Linked DNA regions of Homo sapiens: region 2 is linked to region 1. The links are chromatin contacts, found by Hi-C or POLR2A ChIA-PET in ENCODE. All regions are on one chromosome and are shown on one strand. Each heading gives the region's core, a stretch centred on a gene start or an enhancer-like site at or near the end of the contact. The rest is flanking DNA. Distances are from core to core; before and after follow the strand shown. Region 1 has its middle 90 kb from the start of UPP2. Region 2 overlaps ACVR1 (activin A receptor type 1).

Region 1 (7,031 bases), core at 3,104-5,603:
CCATGTTCACAGCAGCACTATTCACAATAGCTAGGAAATAGAAGCAATCTAGATATCCAACAACAGATGAATAGATAAACAAAATGTGGCATATACATACAGTGGATTATTATTCAGCCTAAAAAAGGAAGGAAATTATGTCACATGCTGTAACATGGTTGAACCTTGAGGATATCATGTTAGGTGAAATAAGCCAGTCACAAAAAAAGATCAATACTGTATGATTCCACTTATATGAGGTATCTGAAGTAGTTAAATTCATAGAAACAGAAAGTAGAGTGGTGGCTGCCAAGAGCTGGGAAAGGGGGAGTGGGAAGTTGTTGTTTAATGGGTATAGAGTTTTAGTTGTGCAAGATAAAAAGTTCTGGAGATCTGTTTAACAAGAATGTGAATATACTTAACACTACTAAACTGTATACTTTAAAATGGTTAAGATGGTAAATTTGACATTGTGTGTTTTTGTTTAATTATAATTTTAAATCTGTTAGTTTCTCTAATGATCATAATGAAGATTAATTAAATTGTGCTCAAAAGATGTATTATGGGATAGGAATACAGGTAATTTTATTCTCTTTATTGTTGCTGGACCAAGTTTTCTGCTTCCTACATATCAGAATGGCTAGGCATTGCAAAATAATCTATCACCATAGAATCTAAGGATTCTTTTGGAATATAAGCATCATTTTCAAAAGTAATTTGTGATTCAAGAGTTGCTTAGAACCAAATTTCCCTAGGAAACTGAATGATTTGGGTGTTTTGTTATGGGGTGGAGGGAGAAGATGTGGTGGAAGTTGGCATGATCTCTATTTGGGTGGGGCTCTTTTTGTATTTTTGATAGAGAATAGCTGTATTAATCAGTAGTGTATTATAGAAGGCATATGTCTTATGTTTCATTGCTTGGTTTTATGTTGTGCAGCAGCAATTTGCTAACCACAGTCCTGAAGAAATATAGCCACGCAGCAAAAGAAGCATTTATTTTCAGAAACACATTTCTTTTCTGACATTACAGGGGAGTGGGAGGGAAGGTCCAGATTAACTGTACTTTTTAATAAGAGATGGAGTGCTATTGGAAAACTATTAAGGAAATTGTGGCTTTAGCTCAGATTCAAGGAAGCCCATAAGAAGAATTTACTACCTTCCAGCTTAATACTGCAGCAGGGCCAGTTCTACAGACCCACTGCTCCCTGAATGATTCTGGAGAGTATTTGCGAGCTGGGGTTGTTCTAGGAGAGGCAATCAGCCGCTGATGAGCTCCCCTGCTTAACTTTCCTAATTGATTCCACCAGACCTCCTAGTAGACTAGTTGCTAACCCTGCCCCATCCCAACTCTGGCCTGGCTCTTTCTGATGGCAGTCTTCAGAGACCATTTGCCAGTTTGGAGTTAGGCCTTGGAGCTGCAGAACAGGCTTGTAAAGCAGATGCGTAGTAAATGCTGCAGCCAAATGTACAGCACATTTTCCTAAGTGGAAATCCTGTGTTACAGACAGAACATTACTTAACAGTAGGTGGGCAGTTCAATCCTAAACAGCTCAGTTCTTCCCCATCAGAGACCCTGCAGAAGCAGGCTTCTGCCACAGCTGTGGGAGGAAGAACAGTTCTTGTAACTGTTAGGAGCAGACAGTGGCTAAGAGAAACAGTCTCTTGGGAAGTCCCTGTCTGTGATTTTCCTACGTAAACACAAGAAAACAAAACCCCTGGGCTTGTCGTTCACACAAGCAAGCCGCACAAAGCTTTCTTTCCTTCATCTGCATGTGCTAGTGTGCTGTTCTTCCTTTAGGTTTTACTGCTGCTTAAAGGTGTTTTTGTCCAGATATGTAAAGGTGCCTCGCCCTTCTCCTTCTCAGGAAAAATAACTATTTATTGAGTGCCTGTTGCCACGCAGGAACTCTGTATCCATCATCTCACCTCTTCCTCATCAAACACATCTCTTCCGAGTGAGTTGCCAAATTACACTGCTGGCTTCCCAACCTGAGGTTTTGCTTCTGTTTACATTTTACCAGAGCAAGAGAGAAAAAGTCACAAATGATGTGCTGTCTTCTCATCTTACTAATCCCCTCTTCCCCAAGCCTTTCCACATCTAGAATTAAATACCTGGGCCTTGGCAGCCAGGCCAACCCCTAACATTGGTAAAGCCCAGGCAAGAGCACAAATGGATGCCCATATGCCTAAAGCTGTAAGAGTTATAATGCCCCTTTAATGCATCCTCATGTCCACGTTGGATATGTGCATTAAAATTCATGAAAAAGAATTATTGGCCAGGTGTGATGGCTCATGCCTGTAATGCCAGCACTTTGGGAGGCCGAAGTCAGAGGATCACTTAAAGCCAGGAGTTTGAGACCAGCCTGTGCAACATAGTGAGACTCCATCTCCACAAAAAATAAAACTTTTTAAAAAAATTAGCCAGTTTTGGTGGCAATACCTGTGGTTTTAGCTACTCGGGAGACTGAGATGGGAGGATTGCTTGAGGCCAGGAGCTACGATTGCACCACTGCACTCCGGCCTGGGCAACAGCAAGAATCTATTTCAAAAAAAAAAATAATAATAACAATAGCTTAAATTCGAAACAATCTAAATATTCAACAATGGGGCATTGATGAATTTTATTATAATATTTCTCCATATAGTAGGGTATGAGATCATCACTTAAAATTTTTAGTAATAAGTTATTTTGAGTTTAAGTGAATAAAGATTATTAAAGTGTCTTTGTAATTATTGTTTTGTTTAAAGTATATGTACACATAAAAACATGATCCAACAAAATAGTTACCATCTCCTTGTAGTGACTTCATAAATTATATTTTCTTCTATGTATTAGTATTTTCTAAAAATTGGTATAATGAGGGAAATAAATAAATTTATAATAAAAATATTTGTATGCTTTAATAATTCTGTTTCCAGGAATCTCTTTTAAGGATCAAAGATGTGGTTAAATATCACAAGATAATTTATCACAATGTTATTCATAATTTTAAAATTATATCAGCTAGGCACGGTGGCTCACACCTGTAATCCCAGCACTTTGGCAGGCCGAGGTGGGTGGATCACTTGAGGTCAGGAGTTTGAGACCAGCCTGGCCAATGTGGTGAAAACCCGTCTCTACTAAAAATACAAACATCAGCCAGGTGTGGTGGCACGTGCCTGTAATCGCAGCTACTCGGGAAGCTGAGGCAGGAGAATCACTTGAATCCGGTAGGCAGAGGTTGCAGCGAGCCGAGATCGTTTCACTGTACTCCAGCCTGGGCAACTGGAGACCCCCTCTCAAAAAAAAAAAAAAAAAAAAAAAAAGGTAGAAACAATTCAGAAAGATTATTGAACCTTTGAAACTTCCTCATGCTTATTCTGTTCTTAAAATTTTCTCTTTTCCTCAGAGTGATTAGCAATCAAACTCTTTTTTAAAAGGCTTACATGTACTGGTCTATGCGGGCAGAGAGTACAGGGAGGCTCAGAGAGTGAGCATGCAAACACTAAAGGCAGGACCGCAGAGGAGAAGATACCCAAAGGATAAAAAAGATGCTCACTGAGTCAAGTAGATGAAAACCAGCATTCTTGGTGTAAGCTCTAAGCAAGAGGGGAGACCATATACGGCCATAGCCAGGGAGTGGAAAAACCCAGAATTTTAGAAGGAAAGGAACCTTGTGGTTTCTTCAGCTCCAGGAAATAGCAAACACACCCCTATCCCCACCCCACTACCATTTACACCTACCCTAGGATCTTCTATTCAATTAGAAAATCTTTCATTTATCGAGCAAATATTTGTTGAGTGATGTGCCAGGCATAGACAGGAGAGGAAAGGAGGAAGTCTGTTTGTTTCAATTAGCCAAGTTGGTTTATTCATCTCTTCCTTCTTTAAACAAATGGCTCCTTCCCTCCCTCCCTCCCTCCAGACAAGTGTTCTGTGTGAAAACTTGATCTTTTCACATGACCCTACATCCTCCTCCACAGTGATTGGTTCCCTTCAGTGGTGGACAACTTACCCAAGCTGAGCCTAGCTCCCTTGACCATTGCAATTGATCAAAGGGTGGTCATGTGGCCCAAAACAAGCCAATCAGACTTCTTCCCTAGCTTTTTTTCAAAACTTTATGGGAAAGGAGGGCTCCTTCTCTCCAGTTAGAGAGCCATGAGCCCAGATGTGAGCCTGGAAACTGTAAAGAGCCAGAAAAGAAGCAGAGGGGAAAAAGACAATGAGCAAAACACTCAGAGACGCAGGAGGGAGAAAGAGTCCTGCTGGCATTCAGAACCCTGTGTCAGGTCTTTCTGAATCACCCATTTCCTCTGTCCTTCTGGCTGTCTGGTTACCTGAGTCATTACCTTCGCATTCTTCTGAAGCTATTTCCTATTGTATTTCTGCCGTGTGAAACCAAAGGGTGTTCCCCAGCACAAGGGTTTGGAATTGCAGCGCTCTGTATGAGCTCTGGTAAGCCTCCTTGGCCTAGTGAAGCAGACAGGTGCCAGATCAGAAGCTTTATTAAGATAATGAGGGAGGAGGCCGGGCACTGTGGCTCACACCTGTAATCCCAACACTTTGGGAGGTCGAGGTGGGTGGATCATTTGAGTCAGGAGTTCGAGACCAGCCTGGCCAACATGGAGAAACCCCGTCTCTACTAAAAATACAAAAATCAGCTGGGCATGGAGGCGTGCACCTGTAGTCCCAGCTACTAGGGAGGCTAAGGCACCAGAATCACTTGAACCCAGGAGGCAGAGATTGCAGTGAGCCCAGATTGTGCCACTGCACTCCAGCCTGGGTGACAGAGCGAGACTCTGTCTCAAAAAAAAAAAAAAAAAAAAGAAAAAGAGGGAGCTAATGATGCTCTCATTGGAGGGAACTCATTGTATTACCTTTTACCTATTAATATAACTGTGCCTTCACTTAACATTAATGCAAACAATCCTTGTTGAATACCTGCCCTGTATTTCCCTCACCAGTTTTTGGCCTTTTAAATTGAATTCATGCATACCCGTTCTTCTTTCCTGCTTAATTTGATTCAGCCTACTAGGAAAGGTAAAAGGGAGGATTCCACTTATGCCCGTAACTGTGAAAATGCAACATATCTTTAGTGGAAAATTTACAAACAACCACAAGATGGGGCTGTTATGCAAGGAAGTAAAAGTTAATGGTTGGCGGGAAGAGGATGCAACAGTTTCCAGCATCCAGGATAGGATATTTAAATCTTTCCTCACTAGAAAATAAGGAAAGGAAAATATTTTAAGAACATATATTCATAAAATCAAAGCACTACTTATAACAAATTCAGGGATTACTCTTTTTAACAATCTAGTGTTCCTTTTTGGGAAAGTGATACATAATTATTATAGTAGATATTTTCCGCCTATATCAAGGTTGATTGCTTGTCTTTCTTCCGGGTTTTCTTCATCCTCATTCTTCTGTCGCTTTCGATGAAAAGCCATAACATAAAACCAAAATACATGCATTAATTTATTAATTTATTTACAGACTTCTATGTCCTCTGTATTCAATTTCAAAGACAAAGAAATAGCATTTGATATATTTGATTAACATACTCGTTTCCTGGTGTCTTCCACCTCAATCTAAATTAAATCACTTTGACCTCATTTTTCCCCCCTTGGGTTTGCAGTTTGAAGATCTGGAAAATTCTTGATTAATAGCAATAATGTAAGGTAGCCACGTTTTTAGAAAATCCAAAAGAAGCAAGAGGAAAGTAACCCTGCATAGCCCTTTGCCTTACGAGAGACTACAGCATTTGCTGGGGCAAGATGACCACAGAAGGCAGCCCGCAGGAGAATGCCCATTCACCCTGGAGCTGTGCAAAGCAAGAAGTCTGCAGGTAGATGCAGGGGAAGCCACAAAGAGGAAGCATTCCTGTTCCTTCTAGGGCACAGTCCAGTCTGCGTTGCGCTAACTCAAAACTGGGAGCCTTCTGTTGAGAAATGGGAAACCTAAAAATAGACCTGCAGAAAGTACTTTGACCTTGGCTTGAAAGTCAGCCCAGTGCTATGACAAGAAAAGCCTTTTCCATGAAGATTATGTTCTTAAAAGCCATATTTCATCTGCACACAGACTCCCAGTAAAACCACACTCAGAAAATGTGCGTCTTGGCTATCCTTCAACTGTAAAATCATTATGTTTGGCTCTGGTTATTCTGGACATTAGATGTCTATGTAAGGGTTTCTTTCTGAAATTCCTTGTACAAAATGTTAGGGGTTATAAACTGGATTAATAGCGACATTTAAGCAAATCTGCTATTACTGTGTGTATCCAATACCTTATGATTTTTGGAAAGAATTCAAGGACAAAGCAGAAAAACTGTTGTATTCAAGTAATTCAGAATGTACATGCTTTAGAATTAACTACAATAAACTAATAACTTTTCCTGAAAAAATCTAGCCAGAAAGCCAAGAGAATATATTTCATTAAAGCTTTAGTAATTAAATCCAAAATTAAAGGGTACTGTCCTATAATTTCTTGCATGTGTTAGAATTATAATATTTAAAATTTGCAATATCAAAGCATTTCAGGAGACCATCATATGTAGTCTGCATGTATTTCAAGGATAACCCTTAAAGGGTGATAAAAAGCTATTAAAGAGGGGAGAAAAAGCACTTTTATATACTTAGGTAACTTTCTAAGGAACAGCTGCCACCAATTAAACAACAAATACCTTTTAAAGACTCTTGGGGGTTCAATGTTCTTTCAGTGGACTGAAAAATCTGGGAAAATGGACTTCATTAGCAACTACAAAATTATTGAAAGGATATTTGAAATGGCATTTAATACCTGCAAAGACTGAAACAATCAGTAGTTTAAAATTTCGCCATAAAGATTGGTAAATAACACTGATTACAGGTCTTATTCAAACAGAAAATAATGAATATGTAATGAAAAGAGAATAATGATCCAAATTGCTTTTAATCTTGGAGTTATGCCTATTGATTGGCCTGGAAATAATAGTGCTAATCTTACAGTAGGAAAGTCAAGTGCTTTAGAAAGTCATTAGCTTTAGGGAAACGGGATACCCATTTCATTGTGCCAGTACAGTATTTTATTGAGTAAA
Region 2 (7,473 bases), core at 4,694-7,193, 260 kb after region 1:
TATGACTTGATGCTTTTCTACTGCTGTTTTTAGAATTTTCTCTTTGTCATTGACTTTACAAGTTTGACTATAATGTGCCTTGGACAATACCATTTTGGGCTGAATCTTTTTGGGGATCTTTGAGCTTCCTATATGTGGATGTCTATTTATCTCTTGAAAGATGTGGGAAATTTCAGCTTTTTTTGGGGGATAGGGATAAGTTTTCTATGCCTTTGCCCATTTATTTTCCTTCTGGAAAACCCAAAATTTGAATATTTGGTTGTATAATGATGTCCCATATATCACGTAGGCTTTGTTCATTCCTTTTTGGTTGAGTGTTTGTTTGTTTGACTGGCTATTTCAAAAGACATCTTTTCAAGTTCAGAAGTCTTTCTTCTGCTTGATTTAGTCTCCGGATTGCATTTTTAAATTTCCATTCAGGTTGCTGTGAATGCCATTAATTCATTCTTTTTATGGGTTAGTAGTATTCTATTTTATATATATATATATATATATATCAAATATATATATATCTCAAATATATATATCTCAAATATATATATATAAATATATATAAAAAATACGTGTAGATAGATAGATAGCTCACAATTTCTTATCCACTTGTTGATTCATGGACATTTGGGCTAGTTCCATATTTTTGCAGTTGCAAACTGTGCTGCTATAAATGTGTGTACAAGTATCTTCTTCGTATAGTGACTTCTTTTCCTCTGGGTACTCAGTAGTGGAATTGCTGGATCAAATTGTAGTTCTACTTTTAGTTCTTTAAGGAATCTCCAGTGTTTACCATAGTGGTTGTACTAGTTTACGTTCCCACTAGCAGTGTAGAAGTGTTTCCTTTGTGCCGCATCCACGCCAACATCTGTTATTTTTTGATTTTTTGATTATGGCCATTCTTGCGCAAGTAAGTTGGTATTTCATTGTGGTTTTGATTTGCATTTCCCTGATCATTAGAGATGTTGAGTATTTTTAAAATATGTTTGTTGACCATTTGTATATCTTCTTTTGAGAATTGTCTATTCATGTCCTTGGCCCACTTTTTGATGAAGTTGTTTTTTTCTTGCTAATTTGCTTGAGTCCCTTGTAGATTCTGAATAATATTCCTTTGTCGGATGTATAGATTGTGAAGATTTTCTCCCACTCTGTGGGGTGTCAGTTTACCCTGCTGACTGTTCCTTTTGCTGTGCAGAAGCTCTTTAATTAAGTCCCACCTATTTATCTTCGCTTTTATTGCTTTTGCTTCTGGGTTCTTGGTGATGAAGTCTTTTCCTAAGCCAATGTCTAAAGGGTTTTTCCAGTGTTATCTTCTAGAATGTTTATGTTTCAGATCTTAGATTTAAGTCCTTGATCCATCTTAAGTTGATTTTTATATAAGGTGAAGGATGAGGATCCAGTTTCATTCTCCTACATGTGGCTTGTCAGTTATCCCAGCACCATTTGTTGAATAGGACATCCTTCCCCACTTTATGTTTTTTTTTGCTGTGTCAAAGATCAGTTGGATGTTAAGTATTTGGGTTTATTTCTGGGTTCTCTATTCTGTTCCATTGGTCTGTGTGCCTATTTTTATACCAGTACCATGCTGTTTTGGTGACTGTGGCCTTACAGTATAGTTTGAAGTCAGGTAATGTATTATTTCCAGATTTTTTCCTTTTGCTTAGTCTTGCTTTGGCTATGCAGGCTCTTTTTTGGTTCCATATACATTTTAGGATTGCTTTTTCTAGTTCTGTGAAGAATGACGGTGGTATTTTTATGGGAATTTCATTGAATTTGTAGACTGCTTTTGGCATTATGGTTACTTTCACAATATTGATTCTACCTATCCATGAGCATGGGATATGTTTCCATTTGTTTGTGTCATCTGTGATTTCTTTCAGCAGTGTCTTGTAGTTTTCCTTGTAGAGATCTTCTGCTTCCTTGGTTAGGTATATTCCTAAGTATTGTATTGTATGGTACGGTATGGTATGGTATGGTATGGTATGGTATGGTATGGTATGGTATTATTTGCAGCTGTTGTAAAAGGGATTGAGTTCTTGATTTGATTCTTAGCTTGGTTGCTGTTGGTGTATAGCAGAACTATTGATCTGTGTACATTAATTTTGCACCCAGAAACTTTGGTAAGTTCTTTTATCAGTTATAGGAGCTTTTTGGAGGAGTCTTTAGGGTTTTCTAGGTATACGGTTATATCATCAGCAAACAGCGACAGTTAGACCTCCTCTTTACCAGTTCACATGCCCTTTATTTCTTTGTCTTGTCTGATTGCTCTGGCTAGGACTTCCAGTATTATGTTGAATAGAAGTGGTGAGAGTGGACATCCTTATCCTGTTACAATTCTCAGAGGGAATGCTTTCAACTTTTTCCCTGTTCAGTATAATGTTGGCTGTAGATTTGTCATAGATGACTTTTATTACATTGAGGTATGTCCCTTGTATGCCAGTTTTGCTAAGGGTTTTAATCATAAAGGGATGCTGGATTTTATCAAATGCTTTTTCTGCATCTGTTGAGATGATCATGTGATTTTTGTTTTTATTTCTGTTTATGTGGTGTATGACATTTATTGACTTGCATATGCTAAACCATCCCTGCATCCCTGGTATGAAACCCACTTGATCATGGTGGATTATTTTTTTGATATGGTGTGGGACTTGGTTAGCTAGTGTTTTGTTAAGGATGTTTGCATCTATGTTCATCACGGATATTGGTCTGTACTTTTCTTTTTTTGTTATGTTCTTTCCTGGTTTTGGTATTAGGGTGATACTGGCTTTATAGAATGATTTAGGGAAGATTCCCTCTTTCTCTATCTTGCAGAATATTGTCAGTAAGATTGGTACCAATTCTTCTTTGAATGTCTGATAGAATTCGGCTGTGAATTCATCTGGTCCTGGACTTTTTTTTCATTGGTAATTTTTTAAATTACCATTTCAGGCTTGCTGCTTGTTATTGGTTTGTTCAGAGTTTCTAATTCTTCCTGGTTTAAGCTAGGAGGGTTGTATATTTCCAGGAATTTATCTATCTCCTCTAGGTTTTCTAGTTTATGCACGTTAAGGTATTCATAGTAGCCTTGAATGATCTTTTGTATTTCTGTGGTGTTGGTTGTAATATTTCCCATTTCGTTTCTAATTGAGCTTATTTAGATCTTCTCTCTTCTTTTCTTGGTTAATCTTGCTAATGGCCTATCACTTTTATTTATCTTTTCAGAGAACCAGCTTTGTGTTTCATTTATCTTTTGTATTTTTTGTTTCGATTTCATTTAGTTCTGCTCTGATCTTGGTTATTTCTTTTCTTCTGCTGCGTATGAGTTTGGTTTATTCTTATTTCTCTAGTTCCTTGAGGTGTGGCCTTAGGTTGCCTGTTTGTGCTCTTTCAGATGTTTTGATGTATGCATTTTAAGGCTATGAACTTTCCTCTTAGCACTACCTTTGCTGTATTCCAGAGGTTTTGTTAGGTTGTGTCACTATTATCATTCAGTTCAAAGAAATGTTTAATTTCCATCTTGATTTCATTGTTGACCCAGTGATCATTGAGGAGCAGGAGATTTAATTTCCATCTATTTGCATGGTTTTGAAGGTTCCTTTTGGAGTTGATTTCCAATTTTATTTCACTGTGGTCTGAGAGAATACTTGATGTAATTTCAGTTTTCTTAAGTTTATTGAGACTTGTTTTGTGGCCTATCATATGGTCTATCTTGGAGAAATTTCCCTGCATTGATAAATAGAATGTATATTCTGTGGTTGTTCAGTAGAATGTTCTGTAAATATCTGTTAAGTCCATTTGTTCTAGGGTATAGTTTAAATCCATTGTTTCTTTCTTGTCTTTCTGTCTTGACCTATCTAGTGCTATCAGAGAAGTATTGAAGTCCCCCATTATTATTGTGTTGCTCTCTATCTCATTTCTTAGGTCTAGTAATAATTGTTCTATAAATTTACTAGCTCCAGTGTTAGGTGCATATATATTTAGGATTGTGATAGTTTCCTGCTGGACAAGGCTTCTTTTTTTTGAGATGGATTCTCGCTCTGTCGCCCAGGCTGGAGTGCAGTGGTGCAATCTTTACTCACTGCAACCTCCACCTCCCAGATTCAAGCGATTCTCCTGCCTCAGCCTCCTGAGTAGCTGGGATTATAGGCACCCACCACCACACCCAGCTAATTTTTGTATTTTTAGGAGAAACAGGGTTTCACCATTTTGGCCAGGCTGGTCTCAAACTCCTGACCTTGTGATCTGCCCGCCTCGGCCTCCCAAAGTGTTGGGATTACAGGCGTGAACCACCACACCCGGCTGTCAAGGCCTTTTATCTTTATTTAGTGTTCCTCTTGTCTTTTTTAAATGATGTTGCTTTAAAGTTTGTTTTGTCTGATACAAGAATAGCTACCTCTGCTTGCTATTGGTGTCCATTTGCATGGAATATCTTTTCAACCCCATTTACCTTAAGTTTATTTGAGTCCTTATGTGTTAGGTGAGTCTCTTGAAGGCAGCAGATAGTTGCTTGGTGAATTCTTATCTATTTTGCAATTCTGTATCTTTTCAGTGGAGCATTTAGGCCATTTACATTCAAGGTTAGTATTGAGATATGAGATGCTATTCCTATTCATCATGCTATCTGTTGCCTGAATACCTTGGTTTTTTCAAAATGTATTTATGGTATTTTTTTGTTTTATAGGTCCTGTGAGATTCATGCTTTAAAGAGGTTCCGTTTTGATATGTTTCCAGGATTTGTTTCAAGATTTAGAGCTCCTTTTAGCAGTTCTTGTTAGTACTGGCTTGGTAGTGGCGAATTCTGTTAGCATTTGTTTATCTGAAAAAGACCGAATCTTTCCTTCATTTATCAATCTTCGTTTCAAGGGATACAAAATTCTTGGCTCATAATTGTTTTGTTTAAGGAGGCTGAAGATAGGGCCCCAATCCCTTCTAGCTTGTGGGGTCTCTGCTGAGAAATCTGCTGTTAATCTGATAGGTCTTGAATCATTTTTTGGATTTCCTTAATTTGGACTTCACCTTTCTCTGGTGCCTCCTTGATTAGCTTAATAAACGACCTTCTGAATTCTTTTTCTGGCAATTCAGGAATTTCTTCTTCTTGGTTTGGATCCAGTGCGGGTGAGCTAGTGTGATTTTTGGAGGTTGTTAAAGAACCTTGTTTTGTCATATTACTAGAATTGTTTTTCTGATTCCTTCTCATTTGGATAGGCTATGTCAGAGGGAAGGTCTGGGGCTCAAGGCTGCTGTTCAGATTCTTTTGTCCCACAGGGTGCTCTCTTTATGTAGTAGTACTCTTCCCCTTTTCCTAGGGATGTGGCTTTCTGAGAGCCAAACTGTAGTGATTATTATTTCTCTTCTGGATCTAGCCACCCACACAGGGCTACCAGTATCCAGGTGGTATTGGGGGGTGTCTGCACAGAGTCCTGTGATGTGAACTGTCTTCAGGTCTCTCAGCCATGGATACCGGCACCTGCTCTGGTGGATATGGCAGGGGAATGAAATGGACTCTGTGAGGGTCTTTAGTTGTAGTCGTTTGATGTGCTAGTTTTGTGCAGGTTGGCTTCCTGCCAGGAGGTGGCGCTTTCAAGAGAGCATTAGCTGTGGTAGTATAGGGGAGGATCAGGTGGTGGGCAGGGCCATAGAACTCCCAAGAGAATATGACCTTTATCTTCAGCTACCAGGATGAGTAGAGAAAGACCATCAGGTAGGGGCAGGGTTAGGCGTGACAGAGCTCAGACTCTCCTTGGGTGGGGCTTGCTGTGGCTGCTGTGGGGAATGGGGTTGTGGTTTCCATGTCAGTGGAGTTATGTTCCCAGCATTATGGCTGCCTCTGCTGTGTCATGCATGTTGTCAGGGAAGTAGGGGAAAGCCAGCAGTTATAGGCCTTACCCAGTTCCCACACAACCCAAAAGGCCTGTCTCACTCCCACTGTGCTCCCCACCCCCTCAACAGCACCAAGTTTGTTTCCAGGCAGTGGGCCAGCAGGGCTGAGAATTGCTCCAGGCTACCAGCTTCCCAGCTGAGAAAGCAAGCAGGGCTTGCACGCCTTCCCACCTGTCGAGTCTGGACACCGGATTCCTGCCCTCCCCTGAGTTCGGGCAAGGAAACTTTGCATTCGGTTAGAATTTTTACACAGTTCAGCTGGAGGTTTCCATCTCCCCGTGGTCTTTTCCCAGTTCCTCCGGCAGCCCTTCCCAAGGACCGCTGTAAGACAAGTCAGAAATGGCTTCCCCAGGGACCAAGAGAGCCCATAGGGCATTTCCTGCTGCTTCCTGTGCCCCTGTATTTCATTCAGCTCTCTAAATTGTCTCAGCTCCAGGTAAGGTCAAATCCTTCTTCCATAATCTGGACCTTCAGGTTCCCCAGTGAGGGTGTGTGTTTGGGGGTGGACAGTCAGTCCTCCTTTCCCACTTTCACAGTTTGGGCACTCAGAGTATTTGGACTGTCTCCCAGGTCCTGCAGGAGCAGTCCACTTCCTTCAAAGGGTCCGTTGATTCTTTCAGCTTTCCTGGTATATTCCTGGAGTAGTTATTGGAGCAAAGGTTTATGGTGCGAGTCTCCACACGTTGCTCTGTCCATCTAAGTGGGAGCTGCAATTTAGTCAGGCCTCCTATCTGCCATCTTTTCCCCAACCTCTGTTTGATTTTTTTTTTTAATGATACCCATTTCTTTAATTTGCCACAGATCGTGAATTGTTTTTCCAATTTATTTGTGTATTTTTAACTTGTGTTCTCTTATATCTCACTGAGCTTCTTTAATATTATTTTGAATTTGTTTTCGGGCATTTTACCTATTTTTTCTTCATTGGAATCTGTTGCTGGAGACTTATTGTGTTCCTTTACTGTGTCATGTTTCCTTGTTTTTTTCATGTTCTTTGTGTCTCTACGTTGATATCAGCACATCTGGTATAACCTTTGTTTCTCCCAATTTTATGGTTTGGTTTTTGTAGGGAAAGACTGTCTCCTATATTGGGTTGGTAGGGCGCTTTGGTTTTGATTCTGGGTGTGTTCACTAGTGTAGTATCCATATGATTACTTCAGCTGTAATTGGCATCAGTGGTGTCTGTGAGTCCTTTTTGGTTTAGGCTGAAATTAATGGAGGCTGTGGTGAGGGTTTTCTTGGGATAGGGATGCCAGGAAGACTGGTCCTTGGGCACAAGTGGTTGTGGCGGCAAGCCAGGCATGCTGGTCCTCTGCTCCTGGATGGCATATGTGAGCACCAATGGAATCGAATGCAATGGACTCATCCTTGTGTCTCCAGGCATCTTGCTCAAGGGCCAGCAATGGCAGCGGTGGTAGACAGGCTCATCATCAGGCTTCTGGGTGGCTTGTGTGGCATTGATGATGACAGTAGTGGAATGGGCCAGCCATTGGGCCTCCAGGCAGCAAGCTTGGGTACCAGCCTACTGGGAAGGCCAGTCCTCAGGTCCCCAGGAGGCATGCTCAGGCTCCAGTGGTGACCAGCAGGGCAGGTCATTCCCTAGGCTGTCAGATGATGTGTGTGCGG

What was found. A loop is a pair of places that touch in the nucleus more often than their neighbours do. ChIA-PET counts read pairs that join two places held with the same protein, here RNA polymerase II (POLR2A). Pooled maps may share reads with other maps.
Region 2: a loop to region 1 is called in a pooled map, with 2.3 times the contacts of the local background. The contact joins two enhancer-like sites. A Hi-C loop is called at or near these places in 4 of 50 pooled maps. POLR2A ChIA-PET finds 5 or more read pairs at or near these places in 2 of 52 experiments (activated CD4-positive, alpha-beta T cell and activated T-cell).

The regions. Positions count from the first base shown.
Region 1 is chr2:158,008,518-158,015,548 of GRCh38, reverse strand. It overlaps a transcript of UPP2 not described here. Among named protein-coding and RNA genes, the nearest start is that of UPP2, 90 kb to the left of the region's middle. Within about 2 kb of position 4,353, at least 4 of the 41 ENCODE cell types and tissues checked have a DNase peak (open chromatin) inside an H3K27ac peak, as active enhancers do.
Region 2 is chr2:157,750,046-157,757,518 of GRCh38, reverse strand. All of the region lies in intron 9 of ACVR1 (activin A receptor type 1), which reads left to right. Among named protein-coding and RNA genes, the nearest start is that of ACVR1, 120 kb to the left of the region's middle. RefSeq lists enhancers at 5,459-5,958, 7,043-7,473. Within about 2 kb of position 5,943, at least 3 of the 41 ENCODE cell types and tissues checked have a DNase peak (open chromatin) inside an H3K27ac peak, as active enhancers do.